Linked DNA regions of Homo sapiens: region 1 is linked to region 2. Evidence: chromatin contacts called from ENCODE Hi-C or POLR2A ChIA-PET data. All regions are on one chromosome and are shown on one strand. Each heading gives the region's core, a stretch centred on a gene start or an enhancer-like site at or near the end of the contact. The rest is flanking DNA. Distances are from core to core; before and after follow the strand shown. Region 1 holds the start of SALL4 (spalt like transcription factor 4). Region 2 has its middle 47 kb from the start of LINC01429.

What was found. A loop is a pair of places that touch in the nucleus more often than their neighbours do. ChIA-PET counts read pairs that join two places held with the same protein, here RNA polymerase II (POLR2A). Pooled maps may share reads with other maps.
Region 1: a loop to region 2 is called in a map of Caco-2, with 4 times the contacts of the local background. The contact joins the promoter of SALL4 here to the enhancer-like site in region 2. A Hi-C loop is called at or near these places in 2 of 168 maps with a recorded cell type or tissue (Caco-2 and Calu3) and 2 of 50 pooled maps. POLR2A ChIA-PET finds 5 or more read pairs at or near these places in 6 of 52 experiments (AG04450, Caco-2, H1 and 3 more).

Annotation. Positions count from the first base shown.
Region 1 is chr20:51,800,315-51,805,556 of GRCh38, forward strand. It overlaps SALL4 (spalt like transcription factor 4), which reads right to left and starts at 2,207. Exons shown (of 4, transcript NM_020436.5): 1 at 1,965-2,207. The coding sequence starts at 2,094. RefSeq lists enhancers at 61-110, 626-1,268, 1,912-2,553.
Region 2 is chr20:51,907,359-51,912,613 of GRCh38, forward strand. No RefSeq gene overlaps it. Among named protein-coding and RNA genes, the nearest start is that of LINC01429, 47 kb to the left of the region's middle. RefSeq lists a silencer at 1-110. Within about 2 kb of position 3,038, at least 5 of the 41 ENCODE cell types and tissues checked have a DNase peak (open chromatin) inside an H3K27ac peak, as active enhancers do; they include PC-9, where a contact is called at or near this core.

The DNA.
Region 1 (5,242 bases), core at 957-3,456, 110 kb before region 2:
CTTCAAGCTGGGCCTCCAGGGGGCGCCCGCGCGCAAGCCGGGTGGGCTGTCCGCGACAACCCTGGTGATCAATAGCCAACTCCCCTCCCTCCCAAATCGCAGTGGCAGCGCACGGCCAGGCCCGAGGTTTTAGCTCAGCTCAGGTTGACTCTGATTCCAAACTCCAACCATCGTTAATTTCAGAAGCCCTCTCGTAACAAGCTTCCCTCCCGAAAGGTGCCAAACACCACCAAAAGCCCCACGTGTGTGCGCCCACCCAAAATGAAGGGGGAAGGGGAGGTCAGCGTAGGACCAGGGGAGGGGTCAGAACCAGGAGCTCGCCCCTCCTCTCCGGAGGAAGCAGGCGGGCTGAGGGTTAACCCTTTTGTTCCAGGTGGGCCAGGCCACGAAGCCTTCACGCTCCCCTCAACCCCCACCCCACCCCGCCCCCAACCAAGGCACAAAGAGAGTCCCTCCAGGCGCCTGGGACCTCGGGTGCGCGCTGCGCTGACCACCCGGCGCCCCGAAAACGCCCAGCCATCCCCTCCGTCAAGCCGATCCTTTTAATTTGCCCTGGAAAAATGTTAAACGGGGAATTCTATTGACGTATTATAAACTTGGGAAATGTATTACATTCAGTCTCCGACAAAAAGGCGGGGATACGGAAGCCAAAAAGTGGCGACCGTCTTCTCGGGAAACCCCGGGTATCAGAGATGGTCTCTGAGAGTCCTCCGGGGTTGCCGCGCACACCCGTCTGCTGCAGGGAAATTAGAAAGCAGGCGGGGAGCGGAGCGACGAACAAGGCCGGAGAGGAGGCTACAAATCCCCCCTCCCCCCACGCGCACGCTAAAAACTTATCAGGCGACAATTTGGCGGGCCGGGATGGAGACGAGATAGTGGAAAACCGCCTCGCTCCTAAAACCTCCGCGGTGAAGTGATGAAGTGGGAACAGAGTTGGCCCCGCCGTTCCTGGCGCGGCTGGGGTCCCGAACTCCCCTCGATCTGGGAAACGCTGGCCGCGGAAGCGTGGGCCAGGTCAGCCGCGGGAGTTCGCTCTGGCCCCCCACCTCTCCCCTTTCACACCCAAGCGCAAATGTGGAAAGCCGAGCGCTCCAGAAAAGCCACGCAAAACGGGAGGCCGGTGCACCCCAGTGGGGCTGCCGCGCGCCCGCCACCCCGGCCACTGGGGGCTCGCACCCTCGGGCTTGCCGCGGTTATTTTTAGGAAGTCGGAAATCAAAGATGGCTGGAGGTCAGGCCCCGAAAGGTTAGGGCGAAGATCGGCAGGCGGCGCAGCCCGGGCAGAAAAGGCGAAATCCAGAAAAGAAAAAAATTTTAAAGGGAAACATTGAGCCCTCCTCCCCCACCTCTCTGGGCCCTCCAATCCCCTGCGCAGCGCGGGTGGCCCGCACCCCAGCTCCTGAGGGTGGGGAGAGGTCGCGCCCCCTCCCCCCACTTGGCCCGGGAGGGGCGCGTGCAACAGATCGTCCTCCTCCGGGGGGTCTTCCAGGGGTGCGCCCCTCCTCCAGCCTCCAAGAAAAGCCCCAAGGGGCTGGTGGAGAGGGTGGGGATCCCCCGGGGTTCTTTCTTTTGAGAGCGACGCGAGGGAGGGGGACCTAAGTTACAAGGGGGGGGGGTAACACCAGTGAGGGGAGTGGAACCAATTAAGTGAGGGGCAGAGGACAAGGAGAAGGGAACCTTTCGGGAGCGAGAACAGAGGAGCGAGTGGGGGTCAATTTTACAATTAGGGGAGAAAGCTGGGGGTGAAACTTACACAAGAGGGGAGAAGAGGAAAAAAGTGTGAAATGTGCAAAAGGCGGGGTGGTGGGGAGAGGAGGAGACCTCTCCTCCCGGGCACTGAGCCCCCAAATCTCGGCTCCTGAATTTGCGCTGGACGCCGCCCGCTCCCCGAAGCCTGCGCCCTCGAGGATCCCGCGTACGTCCGGGAAGCTCCCCTCCCCGGGCGGGCGCCCCAGCCCCACTCACCCAGCTCCCCCGCCGCGGGCGCCGCTGGGGCCGCATCTGCAAACTCCGGGGTCTGCTGCTGCGGCTGCTGCTCGCCCTGGTCCTCCTCCGAGTTGATGTGCTGGGGTTTCGCCTGCTTGCGCCTCGACATGGTGCGAGCATCGGGGCGCCGGGAGAGCCGCAGTTATTTGCCCTCTCCGCCACAAATTCCTGGAGTTGGGAAATTTACCCCCCTTCGGCCGGAACGCGCATGTCCCAGTAATTATTATTATCAATAATGCATTGCGATTTATCATGAGCCCTGACAGCTGATTGGCCTGGGTCCAAGACCTCAGAGATCATTTAAATAAGCCCTCATTGATCAGGGAGGGGTGAGGCATTCTGGGCTTTGTAGTCCGGGCCTACTTGTGACAAAGGCGTGTTCATCAGGGGAGCGCAGCTAATTAGCATCCGGGCTCAGATTGGCTGGGGCGGGGACGAAATCAGAGGGGGACCCATCCTTGCTCCAGCTATCTCAGTCCTTGGAGAGGAAAAGAAAATGGGGAGAAATGCGTACTCATTAAAAAGTAGGAGCTTACGTAGAAGTTTTGGAACGGCTTTATTTGGTAGTTACTTGCTCCAAAGATTACTTGGTAAGGTTGATGTCCACCAGCCGAGAAGGGAGATCTCTTCACAGTGGAATATTTTGGCTCAGTTTTCACATCTACACGCACACACATTCCCCCAAACCTGAGATGTGACCCGTGTCCCCTCCCATCTTTTTGATTAAAAATGTTTAAGTTGAGTCTCGAGATAACTGAAGAATGATGAATGGTGGTGTTTTCAGCCCTCCCACCCATCTCAACTCTTAAAGTGAGCTCGGAACTTCCAAAATTTCAGATACCCCACCACCACCATGACTTACCTCCTTTAAAAGCTGATTAATAGCCTCCAGGATTCCTGTTCACAAAGACTGGTTTGTGGTTACAATGCAAACCTTGATTTTTTTTTAACTTCAAAATGACTGGCTACTAAATATAGAAATGGCAAATGATAAGCAAGCATAGTCAGAGATAATATCAAAACAGCAAGCAATTGCATTTTTTTCCCCAGGAGCCATAAATGCCTGATAACATCATATTTTATTACTGAGACAATGCTCTTGCATCTCCCATGGAATGGCAATGGGGCACTGTCACAGTATCTGGTTGTTACTAATCACTATTGGAATTTTTTTGTGCAATACACACATTATTACAGAAAAGGTGTATCGTTCAAAGTGATTGTATCATTGACACATGATGCCTGGAATTTTTTAAAGTGGGGCTTGTGTGTGTGTATATGATATATTACATGTATACACATTTATACCGTAAATTCATGTATACTTAATTTGGCTAACTGCTTTACACAATGTACATGCTCAATAAATGTTAAATGAATGATGAAATCATCAACCTGCTAAGTCTTTGATTGGTCTTTCCATAACTGCTCTGGGCATGCGTCTTTGTTTGGCATTTACTTCATTGTAAGGGACTGTGCAGATATAAACCCTCCCTCCACATTTGTGCATTGCATTCTCTTGATTAGTTATTCATCACGTTCCCAGCTTGTAAACTCATCAGGAATACAAGCAAAATGGAATGCTGGGCTCATCAATGTGTTCACCTGGGTATTTGGACAACCCAAGGCAGAAAATAAATCAGCTTGATCATCTTTTTTATATTCGTGGCCATCAGTAAAAACTTGTTGAAGGAAGATTAACCTTCAATTTTTGAGTCTCTGAAAAAGTCTTGCCTTATTTTATGTATAATATTTAAAGCAAGTAAGACAGAATTATAGCCAACAGCCAGATTGAAAAGGTAAGAATTTGGTTTAATAATACATAGAAGCAGTTTAGAATTCTGATACTGAGTAAAAAGGCCAATTAGCACCTGCCTTGCTGACTAATCTACTAATATTCTCAACACCTTTTCTGTGTAAGATAGTGTGGCAGGAGATCTAACTTACAAATCTAAACGAATGTGCAGTGGGTTTATGGCTCAAAAAATACTATTGGGTTAAGGAAAATTTCATTTATATAGTTGTTTATATTTATTTTAGTAGATGATAGTTGTAACATGTTAGCCTTACTACGAGACAAAATTGTGCCGCTTGACTCTCCAAGTGATAGTAATAATAATAATTGATTGAGCCCCTTGTACATGCCACAGACTGCATTAAATGAATGCACACCGCCTTGTTTTATCTTCCCATGGAGGTTGGCCCTATTGTCCTCTCCATTTTGAAACTGAGGCTCAAAGACATGAAGTGACTTAATTAGAAACTGGCTGAGCTGGTGGTCAGTTTCTAAGCCGGTGGTCAGTTTCTAAGTCTGACTCCAAAATTCTATCACATCCTAATACCTGTCTTCCAACTATAGCTGAATATAGAGAAGATAGCTAAAGAAGAAAAATCGGAGTACAGTAAACTAAATTTAAAGTGTCCTAGAAAAATCTTGGGTCTTCAGAAATCACTCCAACAGATGAAGTCAAGAAGTTTCCCTCAAATGGAAACCTTCCACAAATGTCATATCAAGAAAAGCAGGACACAGTACATGTTTTGAATCTACCCCCAGTTTAACAGCTGCAGCCAGGAGCCAGTTGGTGGAAAATAAAGTAAGTCCTAGAGCAAAGCAGGGGATGAACGGAGGGCATAGCAACAGGCAAGTCCGTAATCAAAAGTTGTTTCAGGCTGAGCACAGTGTCTCACGCCTGTAATCCCAGCACTCTGGGAGGCCAAGACTGGCGGGTCACCAGAGGTCAGGAGTTCGAGACTAGCCTGGCCAACACGGTAAAACTCCATCTCTACTAAAAATACAAAAATTAGCTGGTTGTGGTGGCGCATGCCTGTAATCCCAGCTACTCAGGAGCCTGACGGAGGAGAATCACTTGAATCCAGGAGGCGGTGGTTGCAGTGAGCCAAGATCTAGCTACTGCACTCCAACCTGGGCGACAGAGTGAGACTCTGTCTCATGAAAAAACAACAACAAAAAAGTTATTTATTAAACCAAAGGACCTGGTTGGGACCCAAGCTTGAAAAGAAAATGTTCAGAGTAAAGGATGATATTAAACTTTTTCATGTTAACGTCCTTTGTTAGGTGACTGGGTTTATATAATCCAGTCATTGTCAATGTTTATGTAATCCAGTCATGTTCAATGTTTGTGCCAGGCAGGAATATTCAAAAAATACACTTCTTGGTATATTTTTCAGCAGTCTTATTGTTTATAAGGAGATTTGGGATGCATAATCCCATTTTATCCTCACTAATATCCTTTTTT
Region 2 (5,255 bases), core at 1,788-4,287:
CTCCAGCCTGGGCAACAGAGCCAAAAAAAAAAAAAAAAACATTAAAAAGTTGGTTTGCCAAAATGTGGTACACACAGAGCTGGTTGTACACAAGATGATATAAGACGAAACGTAGATGAACATTTGAATTGTGTAGTTATGTATTTGCATTAATTCATATTAGAAGAATGTCTAGTTTATCAAGCCTATAACTTCAAAAAGACAATTATATAAGGTTAGGCTAAGTAGAAATTTGAGTTGCTTTAAAGGAAAATATAAAGTAAATAATTATACAGGTTTTATGCATGTAGACAAGATTTTTGATCGGGGTATGGGAATAAAGTTATTTGTCTGAAAATCCTACCTTGACTGAGTGTGGTGGCTCATGCTTGTAATCCCAGAATTTGTGGGGGGCGGCCAAGACAGGAGGATTGCTTGACCCCAGGAATTTGAGGCCAGCCCTGGCAACACAGTGAGACCCTGTCTCTACAAAAAAAATAGAAAAATTATCCAGGCGTGGTGGCGTGTGCCTGTGGTCCCTGATACTCCAGAGGTTGTGGTAGGAGGATGGCTTCAACCCAGGAATTTGAGGCTGCAGTGAGCTACAACTGTGCTACTGCACTCCAGCTTGGGTGACAGAGTGAGACCCAATCTCAAAAAAAAAAAAAAAAAAAAAAAAAAGTCCTACTGTTATAGAGTTTATAATCTAGCAAGTGCAGAAAAACAGGGATATTAAAAGATTATGAAATAATTTTAAAAATCAGTTACCAACGCATAACACTGTGAATGTATTTAATGCCAGTAAACTGTACACTTTAAAATGGTTGAAATGCTAAAATTTATGTTATATATATTTTAATATGATAAAAACCCAATTTCCAAACATATATTAAAAATGATGCCATGCCCGGGTACAGTGGCTTACACCTGTAATCCCAGCACTTTGGGAGGCTGAGGCAGGTGGATCGCCTGAGGTCAGGAGTTCGAGACCAGCCTGATCAACATGGAGAAATTTTGTCTCTACTAAAAATACAAAAATTAGCTGGGTGTGGTGGTGCATGTCTGTAATCCCAGCTACACAGGAGGCTGAGGCAGGAGAATTGCTTGAACCCGGGAGGCGGAGGTTGCAGCCGTTGTACTTCAGATTGGGAAATCGTGCCATTGCACTCCAGACTGGGCAACAAGAGTGAAACTCAGACTCAAAAAAAAAAAAAAGATGCCATTTTTGTAAAAGACATGCACATGTCTTTCTTATGCATAGGAAATTGGAAGGATGGATAGCTACTTTTATACATAGGAAATTGGATAGAAAGATAATACTGGTGGCTGGGCGCAGTGGCTCATGCCTGTAATCCCAGCACTTTGGGAGGCCAAGGCAGGCAGATCATGAGGTCAGGAGATCCAGACCATCCTGGCTAACATGGTGAAACCCTGTCTCTACTAAAAAAATACAAAAAAATTAGCCAGGCGTGGTGGCGGGCGCCTGTGGTCCCAGCTACTCGGGAGGCTGAGGCAGCAGAATGCATGAACCCGGGAGGTGGAGCTTGCAGTGAGCCGAGATCGCGCCACTGCACTCCAGCCTGGGCGACAGAGCGAGACTCCGTCTCAAAAAAAAAAAAAGAAAAAGAAAAAAGAAAAGAAAGATAATACTTGTCATTTTTGGATAAGATTCTGACTGATTTTTTTTTTTTTTTTTTTTTTGAGACAGAATTTTGTTCTTGTTGCCCAGGCTCCAGTGCAATGGCGCAGTCTGGGCTCACTACAATCTCTGCCTCCCGGGTTCAAGTGATTCTCCTGCCTCAGCCTCCCAAGTAGCTGGGATTACAGGAATGTGCCACCATGCCCAGCTAATTTTTTGTATTTTTAGTAGTCATGGGGTTTCACTATGTTGGCCAGGCTGGTCTCGAACTCCTGACCTCGGGCCATCCACCCGACTCAGCATCCCAAAGTGCTGGGATTACAGGCGTGAGCCATCATTGAGTGATTTTTATTGTTTACTTACCTTGTCCAACATCTTATAGAATACATACGTATTAATTTACAATAAGGTTTTATTTAAGAGACTTTTTTTTTTTTTTGGAGACAGAGTTTCACTCTGTTGCCCAGGTTGGAGTGCAGTAGTGCAATTCTCGGCTCACTGCAACCTCTGCCTCCCAGGTTCAAGTGATTCTTGTGCCTCAACCTCCCGAGTAGCTGGGATTACAGGCATGCACCACCACACCCAGTTAATTTTTGTATTTTTAGTAGAGACGGGGTTTTGCCATGTTGGCCAGGCTTGTCTCGAACTCCTGGCCTCAAGCAATCCACCTGCCTTGGCTTCCCAAAGTGCTGGGATTACAGGCATGAGCCACTGTGCCCGGCCGACGTTTCTGTGATTTTTTATTGAATGGCCAAAAAAAGGAGGGAAGGAGGGAGGGGTATCCTGGGGAGGTCAACGGAAATAAAACCAAAATAAGATTTGAAAAAAGGAAACCACTAAAAATGCAATGTGGCATCTTAGATCCTAGAACAGGAACAAGACATTAGTGGAAAAATCAGTAAAATCCAAATAAAGTCTAGAGGTCAGTTAACGGTATTTTACTAATGTTCATTTCTCAGTTACCGTGGTATGTAAGATGTCAAAATCTGGGGAAATTGAGTAGAGAGTATGTGTGAACTCTTAATACAATGTCTTTGTAACTTTTTGGTGAAATTAAAATTACTCCAAAACAAGAAATGTATTTTAAAAATTTAAGTTTAGAGGTTGGAATCATCTTTTTCCTCTTCAGTTTATATTACTGTCATTAACAATAGCCACCAATGACTAATGGCTAACTTTGGAATTTCCACAAATAGCAGGAGAAAACCATTTGGGGTAGGCAACTATTGAAAAGTTACATTTAGATAGTCCCAAAACAAAAGAGAGAGATTTGCAAATTCAGAGGTGATTTTCTGTTTTCTTTTTTTTCTTAGCGTTCTATAAAAGTTCAGTGACGACTTTTAGAAATTCTCCTTTGGATATCCTTAGCTTCCAGGGCCGGAACCAGCACCCTCTAGCCTTCTATGACTCAATCCATGCATATAGATTAGGGGCCAGATACTCTACTTGCATTTCCAGAAATATGAGGGGGGAGTACTTCCCAAGGAGAGGATGTAGTCTCTTTGAAATTTGACCCTTTAAAAGTTGGGCTGCTGGACATTAATAAGGAAGAATTGAAAGTGCAGATCAATAAGACTTGCTGAAAATAAAACACACATTAGCATAGAGTGTTCTCCCTATAACCAAGATTAATGCCTTTTTAAACCAAACCAGAGCACAAAGGTATATCTTTGAGGCTAATTGCCGCTAGCAGATTGCAGAGAGAAAGAAAGACAGGCTTGGGGGCAGGGGCTGGTGGACAAAACCCAATTGCAGAACTCCTAAGAGCAGGAGTGAAATGAAATAACCCCTTGAGTTATGCAGAGAATTTAACCAGCGCTGGGCTCGGTTTTATTGGGCATGCATTTGAAATTTAAATACGTTCTGGGGACAATGCCTTTTTACAGCATAGCCAGGAGCTTGCCAAATAGGAGCACAGCAAGTTTATTAACAAGAGGACATGATCAAACATAAAATAGCAGGCTAAGGACTCCTTTTCTTGTACAGCCACGCTGAAAAGACTTCTGTGGAATTCCAATCCTGCTCTCGACACACCCCTTGTCTAGGACTGTATTTACTCAAACAGCCACCCTCATTTCCTTTTAAAATTTATTTGTCATTAGCCATTACTCACTGCAAAGCTACTTTTTGAGATTTTAATATCCCTTTTAATAAGGCACTATTCTTTGAAAACTACAATACCAACATTTTTGTTGGTACAGTGTTTTTTGGTATTTGAAAAACTATGAAATCAGAAGAACTTATGGCTTGAGATAGTCCCAGATGCATAAATACCCTAAATCAAATGGGCACTTGTTTAGAATGCTTTCTAAGGATGTTCCTCACCCATCTAAAACCCTTCCAACATATCGCATCATGGTTAAGCAGGTAGAATCTAGAATATGATTGTCTGGGTCTAAACCCAGGCCTCCTCCACCTTGGCCTTGGGCAAGTTCCTTAACATTTCTGTACCTGATGTCCTCATTTCTAAAATGGGGCTAATAATAGTCCCCACCTCATAGGGTTGTTTTAAGGGTATACATGTGTGTATACATACGCGTGTACACATGTTGCATATGTATATATTGCACATGTAATTGTGTGTGTGTGTTTATATATAGATATGTGTGTGTGTGTATTTATATATAGATGTGTGGGTGTGTGTATATTGTACTTCCAGGAGAATTCTCAATAAATGGGAGCTGTGGTTGTTTTAGCTTTTTATTGTATTATGGCTGTGAGGCAGAGCTTGTGTTCCTGTGTTTTTTCCCCAGGGGTGGTTTGGCCATGGAAATGAACGGGGTGGCAGGTGATGCTGGGGAGACCAAGGAAAGCAGGAAGAGTGAGGTTGGGAGCAAGAGAAAAGAAGGACGGGAGGTCCAGTCTCAGCTCCTTGCCCTTCTCCTGCCATCTCACTAGCCTCTTACCCCAGGCTTAGTCTCTCAGCTCTTCCCTTCGTTTTCTCCTGAGTTGATCCATTTTCTTAAAGTCTGACTGTCTTTCCTAACAATGTATTAGAAAATAAATAATAAGGCCAGGTGCAGTGTCTCATGCCTATAATCCCAGCGCTTGGGAGGCCGAGGCGGGCGGATCACATGCAGTCAGGAGTTCAAGACCAGCCTGACTAACATGGTGAAACCCCGTCTCTACTAAGAATACACAAATTAGCCGGGCATAGTGGCAGGCACCTGTAATCCCAGCTACTCAGGAGGCTGAGGCAGCAGAATCGCTTGAACCCCGGAGGCAGAGGTTGCAGTGAACTGAGATCGTGCCATTGAACTCCAGCCTGGGCGACAGAGCAAAACTCTGTCTAAATAAATAAATAAATAAACAAATAAATAAATAAGCAAGCTGGCTGTGGTGGCGCGTGCCTGGAGTCCCAGCTACTCAGCAGCTGAGGCAGAAGAATTGCTTGAACCCAGGAGGCGGAGGTGGCAGTGAGCTGAGATTGCACCACTGCACTCCAGTCTGGGTGACAGAAGAGACTCCATTTCAAAACAAACAAACAAAAAACCCCCACCAAACTCCTGGTCAACCTCAAATCTGCATTCTTACAGGATTCACCTGCTTGGCTCCTGGCAACTCTATCCCACCACTGGCAAAACAACGGACAAACAAATAAACAAAAAAACAGGAGATTTCTTTGACTTTTCGATTT